2 separate regions of the Mus musculus genome follow, and region 1 is linked to region 2. A link is a contact called in ENCODE Hi-C or POLR2A ChIA-PET data. All regions are on one chromosome and are shown on one strand. Each heading gives the region's core, a stretch centred on a gene start or an enhancer-like site at or near the end of the contact. The rest is flanking DNA. Distances are from core to core; before and after follow the strand shown. Region 1 holds the start of Slc2a8 (solute carrier family 2, (facilitated glucose transporter), member 8). Region 2 holds the start of Naif1 (nuclear apoptosis inducing factor 1).

Region 1 (6,822 bases), core at 829-3,328, 530 kb after region 2:
CCACATAGGCCAGGAGGATGCCAGTGACAACCATCAGCTGCACACAGGAGCCGAGCAGTCCTCGGACAGCTGGGTAGGCGATTTCCGAGATGTAAACCTATTGGTGGTTAAGGTGAGATTTTACTTGGCTCTTTGAAAGGAAAGGTTTAACTGTACGCTATAGGCCAGCAGAGTGCCCCTCCCCATTTCCTGCAGATTTTTTTTTTTTGTTTGTTTGTTTGTTTTTTTTTTTTTTTTTGGTTTTTCGAGACAGGGTTTCTCTGTGTAGCCCTGGCTGTCCTGGAACTCACTCTGTAGACCAGGCTGGCCTGGAACTCAGAAATCCGCCTGCCTCTGCCTCCCAAGTGCTGGGATTAAAGGCGTGCGCCACCACCACCCGGTTTCCCGCAGAGTTTTAAAGAGGATTGTGGGTAATGGGTTGCCATTATGTGTGTGAGCACTGAGAGAGGAGTGCAGAGCTTTCCTACCCTGGTTTGCTTGCTTGCTTGCTTGCTTGATTGATTGATTGAGATAGAGTTTCATGAAGCCTAGGCTAGCTTCCCGAGCTGAGGAAAACCTTGAATTCCTGATCTTCATGTATTTAACCCTCAAGTGTTGGGATTACAGGCATGTGCCACCAGGCCCAGCCCAGCACACATTTAATATGCACAGATGTGAGTTAGAACGAAAGACTTCTCCCTTGCTGTCTGATGTGTCCTTGTTCAGCCCAGTCCTAACAGGGGTGCCATCACTTCTAATCTCAGGAGTCACTAGACATTATCCATACATACTTCTAGATTATCCTATACTTTATGCTCTAGTAAAAACAAACAAACACAAAACAAAAACAACCCACAGGTCCCCAGTCTCCCTTTCCTCTAGCTCCTTCACGCCTCCAACAGATGAAGAGGATAAGCAGGAGGCCATGGAAGTGAAGGAGGGATGGGTGGTCATCCAAGTGTGTAGCCACAGGTTGCTGGTGACCCTCAGTTGCTAGGGTCTAAATCTTTTCAGACACTATCCCGGGCCAGCAGTTTCCTGTGCAAAGGCCGAAACCACCTCGGGACTAGGCCTTACTTTACAGGGGGGCACTGAGGCTGGGAGAGAAGCCTGTGTCCAGGTAAGTGGTCCAGGTGTGTGGGCTGCAAGGTATATGTAGCCTTCACTGCAAGCAGTGAAGGGAGCCTGCAGCCTATCCTAGGGACAAACCAGAGTAGAACTGCCCAGTTAACAAGAAAATAGGGGCATTCCCGTTATCGCTGCCTAGCATACAGTGACACCACCATAGTAGAGTAAAAGATCAGTAAGGAACTGCCTCGCTGCTGACCGGCTGCCCCCTGCCTGGCAAAGGTCATCTAGGAGGCTCAAACCACTCACCGGTGCCACTAGTGAGGCGACTCCGCAGGCAAGGCCGGTGAGGAGGCGGCCTCCGAGCAGCATCCACACATCCCGGGCCGCGGTGATGACAGCAAAGCCAGTCACGAAGGGCACGGTGCAGAGCAAGAGGCTCAGCTTGCGCCCTGCACGGTCCAGGAGCCAGCCGCCCAGTATGCCCCCTGCAGCAGCGCCCAGGGTCACGACGGCCTGGGGACCCGGGACGGGCTGAAGAGGAGGCCACCAGGGGCCATGGCCCACGATCCTTCCACCCCACGCCCCCTAGTCTCAGAGGAAAGAGAATGAGGAGGATCCTGGGGTGCGGCAGAGAGTGGGGGACCCAGGACTCCCCAGAGGGCTCACCCCGAACCAGGAGGCCGCATTGTCTCCGAGGCGCAGGGCCGGGGGTGCGGTGCGCCGCAGGCTGGGGATGGCGGGGGAGCTGTAGCCGAGCGCGAAGCCGAAGCTGAGGGGTCCCAGAGCGGCGGCGAAGGAAGCGAGGAAGACCCGGCGGCCGCGGGGAGTCCTACGGGTACAAGGCGGGGCGTGAGCGGTGTCGCCGGGCGTGAGAGAGTGACCGCGGCCCCTGGGAGTCCTCACCTGGCTTCCGGTGGCCGCAATAGCGGCTGCGTCTCCTGGGGGTCCTCGGGAGACATGTCAGCAGGACCTGACCCGCGAACTGTCGCCGCTCGGGCGAGCGCGGCCTCCGCTGCAGGAGTGACCAATGGGATGCTAGAACCCGGCCCCCAACCAGAGCTGGCCAATGGAAGTACAGAGCCGGTTGCAAAGCTCAATGGAGCTGAACTACGCCAGCGACCCAAGTAAAGGTTTGCAGGGAGCTGTGTCCGGGACCCAGGCACGACTGTCCAATTGGAGTGTGGTGTGAGTCTGAAGGCGTGGCCCATCAGGTCTGAGCTTGCCAATGAGAATGGAAAGATTGTTTGGGTGTTTTGTTTTTGTTTTTCCCTCTAATCATCTATTGGGGGCTGGAGGGAGTGGGGGGGGGGGGGATGGACAGAGGTGACAGTGTGCCTGTGCACGTTCGAAGTAAACTTCCCTGAGTTTGTTTTCCTTCCACCAAGTGGATCCTCCGGATCGAACGGAGGTCGTCAAGCTTGAGGGCAAACACCTTACAAGCAGAGTCATCTCGCTGCCCCTATTTTGGTGGTTTCTTTTGCTTTTATTTAAACTTTATTTGTATGAGTGTTGTTTACATGTTCACGTGTGTGTGTGTGTGTGTGTGTGTGTGTCCCATGCATTCCTGGTGCTTGTAGAATTCAGAAAGCATCATCAGATCCTACGGAACTGGAGTTAGAGATTGTTGTGAGCCATGTGTGTGCATGCTTGAGCCCTCTGCTGGAACAAGTGTTCGTAAGCATTGAGCCATCCTTTATATTTTTACTTTTATTTTATTTTAATTTTTATATGGAATTGTCTCTAAATCTAGCCTCCACTAATGAGGGTAGTAGTGGGTCAGCGATGGATCACACTGGCTCCCGAAAGACTTCCCACCCTTACTACCCACAGTTCCCTGGAATAGGCTCCTCCCCAACTTTGACTTCTGCTTCAGAGAGCGTCAGGGTGAAAAGGCTCCAAGAAAACTCTCTTGGGCCACCTGTTCCTATCCTTGGACTTTCTGACATTGACCTGGTGCTTCTGGTAGCAGCTCACCTTCATCATGAGTGCTACAAATGTCTAGAATTCTGAGATGATGAGGACCCTGTCAGGCAAGGTCCCCCATTCCAGAAGTGGGACAGAGTGGAACTTAGTGATTCCCTTGTTCCCTGGTTACCCCACGATCATGGTAATTATCTCTATTGTCCTCCCGCCCCGAGTCTCCCTGTGATTGTGTGCCTCTACTGCTCTGCTTAATCGCTACCTTTGTGGCAGCTTCATCCGTACAGATGTAGAAAGAACCAGTGAGAGGCACCTAGTCCCTCTCTGTGCCTGGGTGTCTTCATCTCTAGAGGGCTGTGAGCAGGCTAAGCCTTAAAATGCCCATCCCGTCTGTACAGTGGTTTTACGTTACTGCAGCCACCCAATTGTAGCAACCAGCAGTTTGAAGTTTTGATCACAAGACTATTCTTTTTTTTTTTTTTAAAGATTTATTTATTTATTATATGTAAGTACACTGCAGCTGTCTTCAGACACTCCAGAAGAGGGAGTCAGATCTCCTTACGGATGGTTGTGAGCCACCATGTGGTTGCTGGGATTTAAATTCCGGACCTTTGGAAAAGCAGTCGGGTGCTCATACCCACTGAGCCATCTCACCAGCCCACAAGACTATTCTTAAAGGCGGGCGGGCAATACCGGCTTGTCCTTCTACGAAGTTTCCTGCTTGGGTGATAGATCTTATCACTGCTTTGAAATCACCTGCTCTTCTCTCTTTTTTTCCCAATAGGCATCAGGTTTCTGATGTCTGCAGAGTAAAGGTCATGGATGAATTGTATCCAGACTGGGTACTTTGTACCCGAGTGACTGGCTCAGCAGAGTGGCTTATGTAGAAGGGATGCTACAGTAAGCCCAGCTAGCACCAGACTTCTGAGTCATGGGCACCTAGGAACCATTGGCTAGTGGTATCCCTGCCCAATCTGGACCAGATATTGTCTCTAGGAAAGCCCCCCCCCCCCCCGTCCCTTTCTATGAGCAAAGCAATACTAGCTTGGTGAGTCAGATCTCTCTCTTGCTTCCTCTGTATCTCTCATACCTTTGTCTCTTATTTAGTCATAAGCGGCTTCATTACTGTCCTGGAAGAATAAATACAGGCTTGATTTTTTTTCCTGTTTCATCAAGATATAACAACAAAAAACGACAGGAAAAATACAGACACAAGCTCCTTAATTTGTATAACAGAAAAACCAGCAGCCAGCCATGTGGCACAAGCCTGCTTCCCAGTTAGCACTTGGAAGGTCCAGTGGAAGAATCAAAAGTTCAAGGCCAGCCCTGGCTCCAGGAAACTGAACTTCTTCTCCCTAATCCTAAAACAGATAAACAGCAGCCAAGCCCAGCTGATAGGAAATACTTAGCCTGCCTCTGAAAGACACACGGGGCAGAGAGAGGCACATGTTTCTGGGACTAAAAGAACATAAGGGTCAAACCATCTACTCTTTTGGAGTCTGTTTTCTTACCTTAAAAGCAGATGGTCTGGAAGATGTCTCAGTTGATGCAATGCTTGCTTTGCAAGCATGAGAACCTGGGTTTGACCCTCTAGTATTCTTGCAAAAGCAGGTGTGGCGGGGCATGTCTGTAATGCCATCCCTGGGGATCACTGGTCATCCAGCCTAGCATAACTGGTGAGCCCTGCCAGACCATGGTTTTTCTCAAAAACCAAAGTGCATGGTTCTTGAGGACCTCCAGCCTCTGTATGGATCCCCACAAGCCTCCAGCTGGACAAAAGCTAGAACAGACCTAATAAATCTGCTGATGGGGTTGCGACGCAGCGTGAAGTTGCCTCTAAAGCTAAAGAGAGTCCAGGCACCTTCAGTCCCATGTATCACACTCAATTGTTGTGCAGAAGGGGGAAGGGAAAGGAAGGGAGTACTCCCTATGGCCTGCAAGGAGGAAGGAGCTAAAGCTCTAACCCCTGACACACACTGTGACATCAGAACTCCTCGTACCTGCTTCCTGTGGGCTGACAATGTGGCCTTGTGGGCACGAAGGGGAATCAGGGTAGGTAGGGATTTTAAAAATCAGACTTTGTGGAGGACCTGGGTTGGGTTCCCAGTACCAGTTTGGGCAGCTCCCAAATGCCGGTAACTCCATCTCCAGGGGCTCTGTCCTCTTTTGGCCTTTGTGGGCAACTACAGTCATGTGCACATACACACAGGGGCACATTGCATACACATAATTTTAAAAATCTTTTTTTTTATTATAATTGAACTCAGGACTTCTGAAAGAGCAGATAGTATTCTTAACCTCTGAGCCATCTCTCTAGCCCATTAAAAAAAGTCTTTTATAAAAAAAATCTAACACTTATAAAATGAATTTTGATAAGTGTACATGCATGCATGTATGTGCACCATGTGTGTGCCTCCTACTCTTGGAGGTCAGAAAAGGTCATTAAATCCTCTGGAATTGTAGTTACAAATGGTTGTGAGACACCATGTGGGTGCTGGGAATTAAACCAGGATCTTTGTGGTGTGAATGTGCTTGGCCCAGGGAGTGGTACTATTAGGATGTGTGGCCTTGTTGGAGGAAGTGTATCACTGTGGGGGTGGGCTTTGAGACCTTCCTCCTAGCTGCCTGGAATCCAGTCTTCTGTTTGTCTTCAGAGCAAGACAGAACTCTCAGCTCCTCCTGCACCACGCCTGCCTGGATGCTGCCATGCTTCCATTTTGATGATAATGGACTGAACCTCTGAACCTGTAAGCCAGCTCCAACTAAAATGTTGTCCTTCAAAGAGTTGCCTTGGTCATGGTGTCTCTTCACAGCAATGGACACCCTAACTAAGAGTCCTCTAAAGTACTCTTAACCGCTGAGGCATTTCTCCAGCCCTTCACATTCCAATGTATCTATAAGAGGAAGAACAATTGCTGGGTTCACATGAAAGAACACAGCAGGGCTCAGCTCAGCAACAGCCTGTTTGCCTGGTGCATGCAAGGCCTGGGGCTCCACAGCCGACACTGCAAACCAAACCAAACAAGGTGGACCCACTCAAGTCAGGGGATCTGGACGCTCTCAACGGCAAGGATGCAGGGTTCCCGGCATCACGACCTCCCAGTCGTGAGATGAATTATCCTAAGACGCTGACGGGTGCCCTGGCCTTGTTGTTTGAAAGCAGAGGAAGCAGGAGGCTTCATTCATCTTTCCCAGGGCTCCAGGCAGGAGTGCAGGGGGCCCCACCCCAGTGAACAGGCAGTAACAGGGCCAAGAAAGAAAGCTTATTTATATTATAGTAAAATTAAAAAGCAGCATCTTTTTTTCCATAAAAGAAACATTATATGACATAAGTCAAAATTTTCGAAAAAAATAATTTCCATCTAAACCTATAAAATATGAGAAGGGTTGCAGAGAATAAGAATGAACGTTTTTGATTTATTCAAAGTTTTGATCTAAAACCTTAATGAAATCTACCACCTTTATTACAAGGGGACCGACGGTTCTTGAATGGAAAGAAACAGGGTCGAGAAAGATGGCACTGGACACTGGAGAAGTGACCCACCGGCTGAGGGCGCAGGAGGTTTGGTCCGTGGATCGCTGCCTGGCCGAAGGCGCGCTGTGTTGAGACTGGACGTTGGAGCTGCTTGAACAGTATAAATTTGCGTAAGAAAACTAAGGATGGCCAATAGGGCATAGACTCTATTTCAAGTCAATGATGTCTTCCTCTGAGGAGGCCATGAGCTGGAAGGGGCTGCTGCCTGAGCCCGGGCTGCCCTCTTTATCCACCCCAGCGTCCTGCTCAGAACTTGCCCAGTGGTTGTGGCCCTCGGGATTGGCTTCTGATGCCGGACTTTCCAAAATTCCTGATGG
Region 2 (6,838 bases), core at 2,016-4,515:
AACTAGAAAACACAACTGCTTATAGGTAACACAGACTGCTTTCTTTCTTCCTCTGCTTGGCTGCCAAGTCCTAACCTATGTTTTAAAACATAGATTTTGTTTGGTCACATGAAAATGCCCAAAATAGTCAATGCTATAATTAGCCCAAGCTGAGTCTCATCTCCTAAAGTCACTACCGGTGTCGGTGTCGTCATGTTTTAGTCTTTCTTTAGAAAACCCTTCCCTTCCTTTTGTCCCAAGACAGGCTTCCTACTCAAATGTCCCTTACAAAGAAAATCTCCCTGGCTGACTGCCATGGATTTCTCTTCCCATTTCCATTTTAAGTAATTTTTCTGTCTGTCTCTTCTAGAACAAAGGCAGAAGAAGGCAAAACTTGCTGGTTTATTTTTAAAGAAAACTTCACTTCAAGCTGTTATAAACTAGCAAGAGGCTTTATGCAGTCGCATGATTCCAGTAGACTGCATCTGCTGCTAAGGGCTCACGGATGTTCCTGTGAAAACCTCTACCTCAGCCCAGTCTCCCATGAGCCACAGGCTTCCAAATGTACAGTGATTGTCAAGGCTTTCTGCACAGCAGGCACCCACTTCTACCCAGAGGGCGCCCCCAAGTCCTTTGGCTCTTACCAGTTACGTAAAAACAGCAGTGCCGCCTTTTTCTAGAGGCAGCTAATAGCAATGAATTCAACAGGAAGTGGTGGTGTGTGTGTGTGTGTACGCATGAGGTAGGCTGTCTAGCTGCAGCCTAGTTATTTACAGAAAGGAACATTTTTCGTTGTTTAAATGTCTATAAAACATAATTTCTAATCTTTCTTAAAGCTGTACAACTATTTAAGTTGTACAAAAGCTGGAAAAAGAGGGGAAGGGAAATGATTATGAACAAAGTGTATAAAGTGTATGAAGTGTATAAGATGCCATAATGACACACATTACTTTGTATGCTAACTTATTAAAAAAAAATAAGCTAGGAGAGCTGAGTTAATAGTAAATCCATACTTCAAATAAACTGTTTTAAAAAAATTTTTTTAGGATATTCCTCTCTTGGATCCCTTTCTACTCTGGAGGGTTCTGACTTCTCAATAAATCTATGTTCTTTAAAAAAAAGTTTCACGTCACAGAACTTAGGTCAGTCAAGATGTCAAAAGGTTGTGGAGTCAAGTGACCACAGAGAGTTATGCTCCTTTAGGGTAACCAAAAGGTTTTCTTTACCTGGAGGTGGTTCATAGCAACAATCCCAGGGTGGAGGGCGGGTAGGGCCGACAGACAGGACTCTGAGGTAGGAGGATGGCTGTGAGATTGAGGCCAGCCAAGGCTTCCTCCTGAGATCTGGGCCTGAGCTAAGAGCAAGAAAATGTCTCAAACAGGTTCTCTCTTAGCACCAGAGATGGCCACTTTCTCCTTATTTGCCTTTAGTCAAAAATCATTACAAAAGAGAAAATGGATTAGGATCAATACTAGATGTGCTATGAATTGCCAGAACACTGTGACTCCCATGAGTCACAAAGCTAGGGATAGAACATGGAATACACAGCCAGCTGTCCTCATTGTACCTGGCACCACAGAAAACTGTGGTGAGAGCAAAAAGGTTCACCTGGCCCCACAAGGCTTCACTGTGCCCTCGGGCACACATCCTCTGAATTTAGCTATCCTAGCTTCAAAAAATGATTCACACTGGGTGAAGTGGTACACACCTTTAAATCCTAGCACTAGGGAGACAGAAGCAGGCATATCTCTATGAGTCTGAGGCCACCCTGGTCTATCTACAGTGACACTGTGTTCTAGGACAGTCAGAACTACATAGTCAGACCCAAGCTAAAAAAAAAACAAAAAAAAAAAACAAAAAAATATCTGTGGTGGCGCACGTCTTTTATCCCAGCACTTGGGAGGCAGAGGCAGGTGGATTTCTGAGTTTGAGGCCAGCCTGTTCTACAGAGTGAGTTCCAGGACAGCCAGGGCTACACAGAGAAACCCCGTCTGAGGGGAGGGATGCGGGGGGGGGGGGGGGGGGATAAATAAATAAATAAATAAAACCAGACAGAAAAAAATGACTTATTCATTAGACATATATGGGGAAATATCCAGCTCATAACACTATTCTGTATTAAACTATACTTTCTTTTCTCTCTTTCTCTCCCCCTCCTCCTCTTTTTCTTTCTTTCTTTTTTCTTTCTCTCTCTCTCTCTCTCTTTTTTTTTTGGTGTTTTGAGACAGGGTTTCTCTGTGTAGACATGTAGACCAGGCTGAGCTCGAACTTTCAGAGATCCACCTGCTTCTGCCTCTTGGGTACTGAGATTAAAGTCCACTGTCACCACCACCCAACTAAAACTAGCTTTTTTAAAAAAGGATTTTTTTGGTTTTGTTTTTAAGCTAAGAGAATTGTGAGTCCAAGGCCAGCCTGGCTACAGAGAGAAACCTTATCTTTAAATCTCTGGGCTTACCCCAAGGATTCTGCTTTGCTCGGTGCTGTCCTTGGGCTTCCTATGCTGATACTAAGTAGGTTAAATACCTTGGATGTTGATCCAAGATTATCTTGGACATGACACTTTATGTGGCCACCTAAGTAACAAACTGGCATAATTCACTGCCACCTTACCAGGTTTTCTTCATATTTGGCTATGAAATTCGTAATTACTGTACATACAAATGAACCAAATACTAATTTTGGCCACAAACTGGTTATCAGGCAAACTGCTCATTAGAATCACCCCAGATTGTAAGCCAGTCTATGCCACAATAATGAAACACTTGGTAAAGGGAAGCCACAGTTAAAGTCAAACTGAAAAACCAACATGAAACAGAAAGGGAAGAAAAAGCCACTGCTCAGGGCTTCTTGTGCAGGAAGGATAGTAGTTCTGTTTCTTGCAGACCCAGAAATGGCCATTTCTCCACCCCTGTCTCCCAGTCTTGGCCCATCCCTTTCCAGCCAACAAATATCCTTAGATGTATCTAACTTTCATTTTTTGAAAAAAGTTCCAATTGAGCGATGGTGGCAAAGGCCTTTAATCCCGGCGCACTCAGGAGGCAGAGGCAGGTGGATCTCTGATTCCGAGGCCAGCCTGGTCTACAGAGGGCGTTCCAGGGCAGCCAGGACTACATTGAGAAACACTGTCTAGAAAAAAAAAATCCCCAAAACCAACCGAACAAACAAAAAAAGAATCTTTCTTCAGATTCTTTAACATATTCGCACTCCAATTCGACAAAGGGATCATGACCCAGTGTTCTGAAACAGCAGTGGGGGGCTGGGTCTAAGCCATGAGAAAGAACTGTTCAGTCTTCATCACCCACATCCACACTGATCTGCCTAGAACCCCAGTTCCCATTTTTTTCTTCCCCAACACCCACATGTCTCTGTGAGCAACCAGATTAGAGGCACCGGTGGCATGGAAACGAGAGTGGGGGGAGAAGAGCGAGCGAGCGAGAGACAGACAGACAGACAAGGGGTGCCAATGAGAATGGGTGGATAGGAACCTAGGTGTTGAGGGAGGATGGGCACCAACTTGGCCTTGAGGTCCGTAGGGCAATCTTGAGATCTATCTGTCCTTCTATCTAGAGGGAAGTAGAGGGGGCTTTCTGTCCATCAAAGAGACCCAAGGGTGCCCATCTGTAGCCACGACGAGCTTTTCTCACGGCCCCATCTCCCACCTGAGGAGCCCCACACTAACAAGGTGTGAATTTCCTTTCCATCTGTCAGTGGAGGGACACTATCCCCCCCAACACCAGGGGTTCCGCTCAGCTCTAGCAGCGTCCGTCGAAACCTGACAGGCTACAGAAAGCAGCCCGAGAAGTCCTGCGGTCCCGACCCGTCCCCTTGGCGTCGGTCTCTCTCCTCAAGACCTCCCGGATCCTCCCCGCCCGCGCGGACGGCGCACGCAGACTTACCCGGAGCTCGCCCTCCGTGCGGTGCAGTCCCAGGCGCCGCAGCCCCACCGCCAGGTCGTTGACACACAGGCCGCCGTCGCGGTTGACGTCGAGTGTCTGGAAGAGGCTCCACAGGCGTAGCTGGTGGTCCGGGCCGCCACAGACGGCGCCGCCGCACGGGTCCCCTACAGAAGCCGGCGACGAGGCGGACGACGAGGCGGTGGCGGCGGCGTCCGGCGGCGGGGAGGCCACGCAGCGGCACAACACACTGCTCACCATCGGGCGCGAGGCGGGGGCGCCGGACGCCGGGCTGAAGGCGGCAGGAGAGCGACCCGAGCGCGGAAGCACGCCGGCTTTCCTCAGACAGCGAGCGCGGGCTCCGAGAAGCCGGCCGACTGGAGGGAGGGGCCGCTTCCGGGAGCCCCGCCCCGCGGCGCGCAGAGGCGCTGACCGCGCCCTCTGGCGCACTGCCGACCAATCATAGGCCGGTATGTCGGCTCCGGGATCAATGAGGGGGCGGAGTCACCGTGCCAGCTCGAAGGCGATTCAAACTGAGGGAGCCGGGGATTGGCTGAAGCTGGGTAATAGGCAAGCAGAAAGCCTTGTGTCCAATTCCCATTCAGAAGCTCTATTTAGACTGCGGAATGATGAGGCTGAGAGGAGCGTTGTGTAAGGAGAGATCGTAGCTAACAGTGGAAATGAAATGTATATGAGGGTAACTGTGGACTGAAGTTAGAAAACACAGCACCATTGAATAAAATGAAAATTTAACGGGCTGACGACTCGAAACCGAGAACACGAATCAAAATCAGGAGGCTAAGCTTTAGGAGTCTTCTAAACTGCCAATAAAACAACTGAATTTTACAACGTAATAGTCGCGACACGAACTGAACGACAGTCTGCTTTTCCAATGGAAGTGAATAATGTCCGTGTGGGCGGACATCCTGAAGCGACAGACAAGACTTTAGACCAATGACCAGGCCAGTTCTAGCAAAGAGGTGTGTCCTCTAGGAGGAATGGCAGGCCTGGAGAGCCAGTGATCGGCCAGATATTTGAGCCACGCCAAACCTGGAGGGCGGGGCTTCTCAGGGATGTGCCGAGGGGCGGGAAGAAGGGAAGTGGGCGGATCTCCGCACACCCCAGCGGAAGAGGCAGATTCAGGAAGCCATTACGCAGCTGGCTGGCGGCGGTCGGGCCGGTCAGGGCTGGGCCCTACGCACTTTGCGTAGCGAGGGGGGTTACTTAAGGCCTGGTACTTGGCCTTGAACAAGCCCTGCCTGTCCCCCTAAAGGGGGTGGGAGTGAAAGAGAGGCGAGGCTGAGGAAGAAGAGAAGAGAAATTGGGGCTGTTAAGAGCATTATAATTTCTTTAAAAAGAGAGGAAAGGGGAGGCCATGGCTGTCCCAGCCAAGAAGAGGAAGATGAACTTTTCAGAGCGGGAAGTGGAGATCATCGTGGAGGAACTGGAACTGAAGAAGCACCTGCTGGTGAACCACTTCAATGCTGGGGTCCCTCTGGCTGCCAAGAGTGCAGCCTGGCATGGCATCCTGAGAAGGGTCAACGCTGTGGCCACCTGCCGTAGGGAGCTGCCCGAAGTCAAGAAGAAGTGGTCCGACCTCAAGACCGAGGTCCGTCGCAAGGTTGCCCAAGTCCGAGCTGCTGTAGAAGGTGGCGAAGCTCCAGGGCCCACAGAAGATGATGGAGCTGGTGGGCCTGGGACAGGCAGTGGCAGTGGTGGCAGTGGCACAGCCATAGCTCCTGTACTGCTGACCCCTATGCAACAGAGGATCTGCAACCTGTTGGGTGAGGCCACCATCATCAGCCTACCCAGTACCACAGAGATCCATCCCGTGGCCCTCGGATCCACGGCCACTACAGCCGCAGCCACCGTCACCCTGACACAGAGTGAGTGAGCTCTCCTGCTCAATTCAGCTGCATAAATGGGACGGGCCAGCAATACTGGGACAGCCTGGGGCAAATTGGCTGCCAAAGGTCAAAAGTCAGATGGCGATCTTGGAAAGACCATGAGGTCTTCCAAGAACTCCCCAGACTGATCTTGTTCTTTTAGGGTCTTCCTCAGCATGTGGCTAGCTGGATCTCCCACATGCTGACCTATGTAGTGTTGAAGGCAGAGATTGTCTGTAGCCCCTCGGGACTTAGGACCTCATATTAATAGGCAGCCAGGATATACTTGTTGAATGACTAACTAGGACTAATACTGCCCAAGTGAGACACCCATTCTGTACAAAGACATTCTGTGTTTTCAGTATACAAACAAACACCAGGCATTTCTCAGGAGCTTCGTGATACCTGTCTATCCATTTGTCCATCAAGCTGTTTATGCTGGGCACCAGAAATACCAAAATAGTTAACATTCCCTAGAGGCTAGAGAGATAGCTCAGTGTTAAAGTCCTTGCTTAACACTGCAAGAAATTAAATATATAGACCAATTATATTCTACTAGGGCAGATGAAGTGTGTGTGTGTGTGTGTGTGTGTGTGTGTGTGTATGTGTGTGGCTTTACTATGAGATAGGAAAAGCCAAGGACTCACAAGAAAAAGGGATTTCCTGGTGTGAGGGGAACACATGGCTGATGGCATTGAGAAGTAGGGAAACTAGGAGGTGGGGAGGTTCATGCTGGTAACCCTAGCATTCAAGTGGGAAACCCCTAGGGCTCAAGAGCCAGGGAGCCTCACCTATTTAGAGAGTTCTAGGCCAGGAAATGAACTTTAAAAAAAGAAAGAAAAGGTATGAACAGCACCTGAGGTTGTCTTTTAATCTCCTTCCATATGCACACAAACACGTGTGTGTGTGCACATGTGTACCTGCATATACATGAACATGTATACACAGTTTCTTAAAAGGTAAACAAGATTGACATCTCCCACATACACAAAGGCCCAAACAATGAGCATTCCTCCCGAGGTTCTCTTTGACGAATGATAACAGAACAAGCTGGTTGGGTTTTGTGTCTGAAATAAGGTT

The links. Hi-C counts contacts between places; a loop is a spot of excess contacts on that map. ChIA-PET counts read pairs that join two places held with the same protein, here RNA polymerase II (POLR2A).
Region 1: a loop to region 2 is called in a map of T-helper 17 cell, with 5 times the contacts of the local background. The contact joins the promoter of Slc2a8 here to the promoter of Naif1 in region 2. A Hi-C loop is called at or near these places in 1 of 37 maps with a recorded cell type or tissue (T-helper 17 cell). POLR2A ChIA-PET finds 5 or more read pairs at or near these places in 1 of 5 experiments (embryonic stem cell).

The regions. Positions count from the first base shown.
Region 1 is chr2:32,980,005-32,986,826 of GRCm38, forward strand. It overlaps Slc2a8 (solute carrier family 2, (facilitated glucose transporter), member 8), which reads right to left and starts at 2,079. Exons shown (of 10, transcript NM_019488.5): 1 at 1,954-2,079; 2 at 1,717-1,879; 3 at 1,357-1,563; 4 at 1-97. The coding sequence starts at 2,009. It overlaps Garnl3 (GTPase activating RANGAP domain-like 3), which reads right to left. Exons shown (of 30, transcript NM_001355200.1): 30 at 6,221-6,822. The coding sequence ends at 6,652.
Region 2 is chr2:32,447,192-32,454,029 of GRCm38, forward strand. Naif1 (nuclear apoptosis inducing factor 1) reads left to right here and starts at 3,266. Exons shown (of 2, transcript NM_194335.2): 1 at 3,266-5,758. The coding sequence starts at 5,248. Slc25a25 (solute carrier family 25 (mitochondrial carrier, phosphate carrier), member 25) reads right to left here and starts at 4,279. Exons shown (of 10, transcript NM_001164357.1): 1 at 3,876-4,279. The coding sequence starts at 4,133.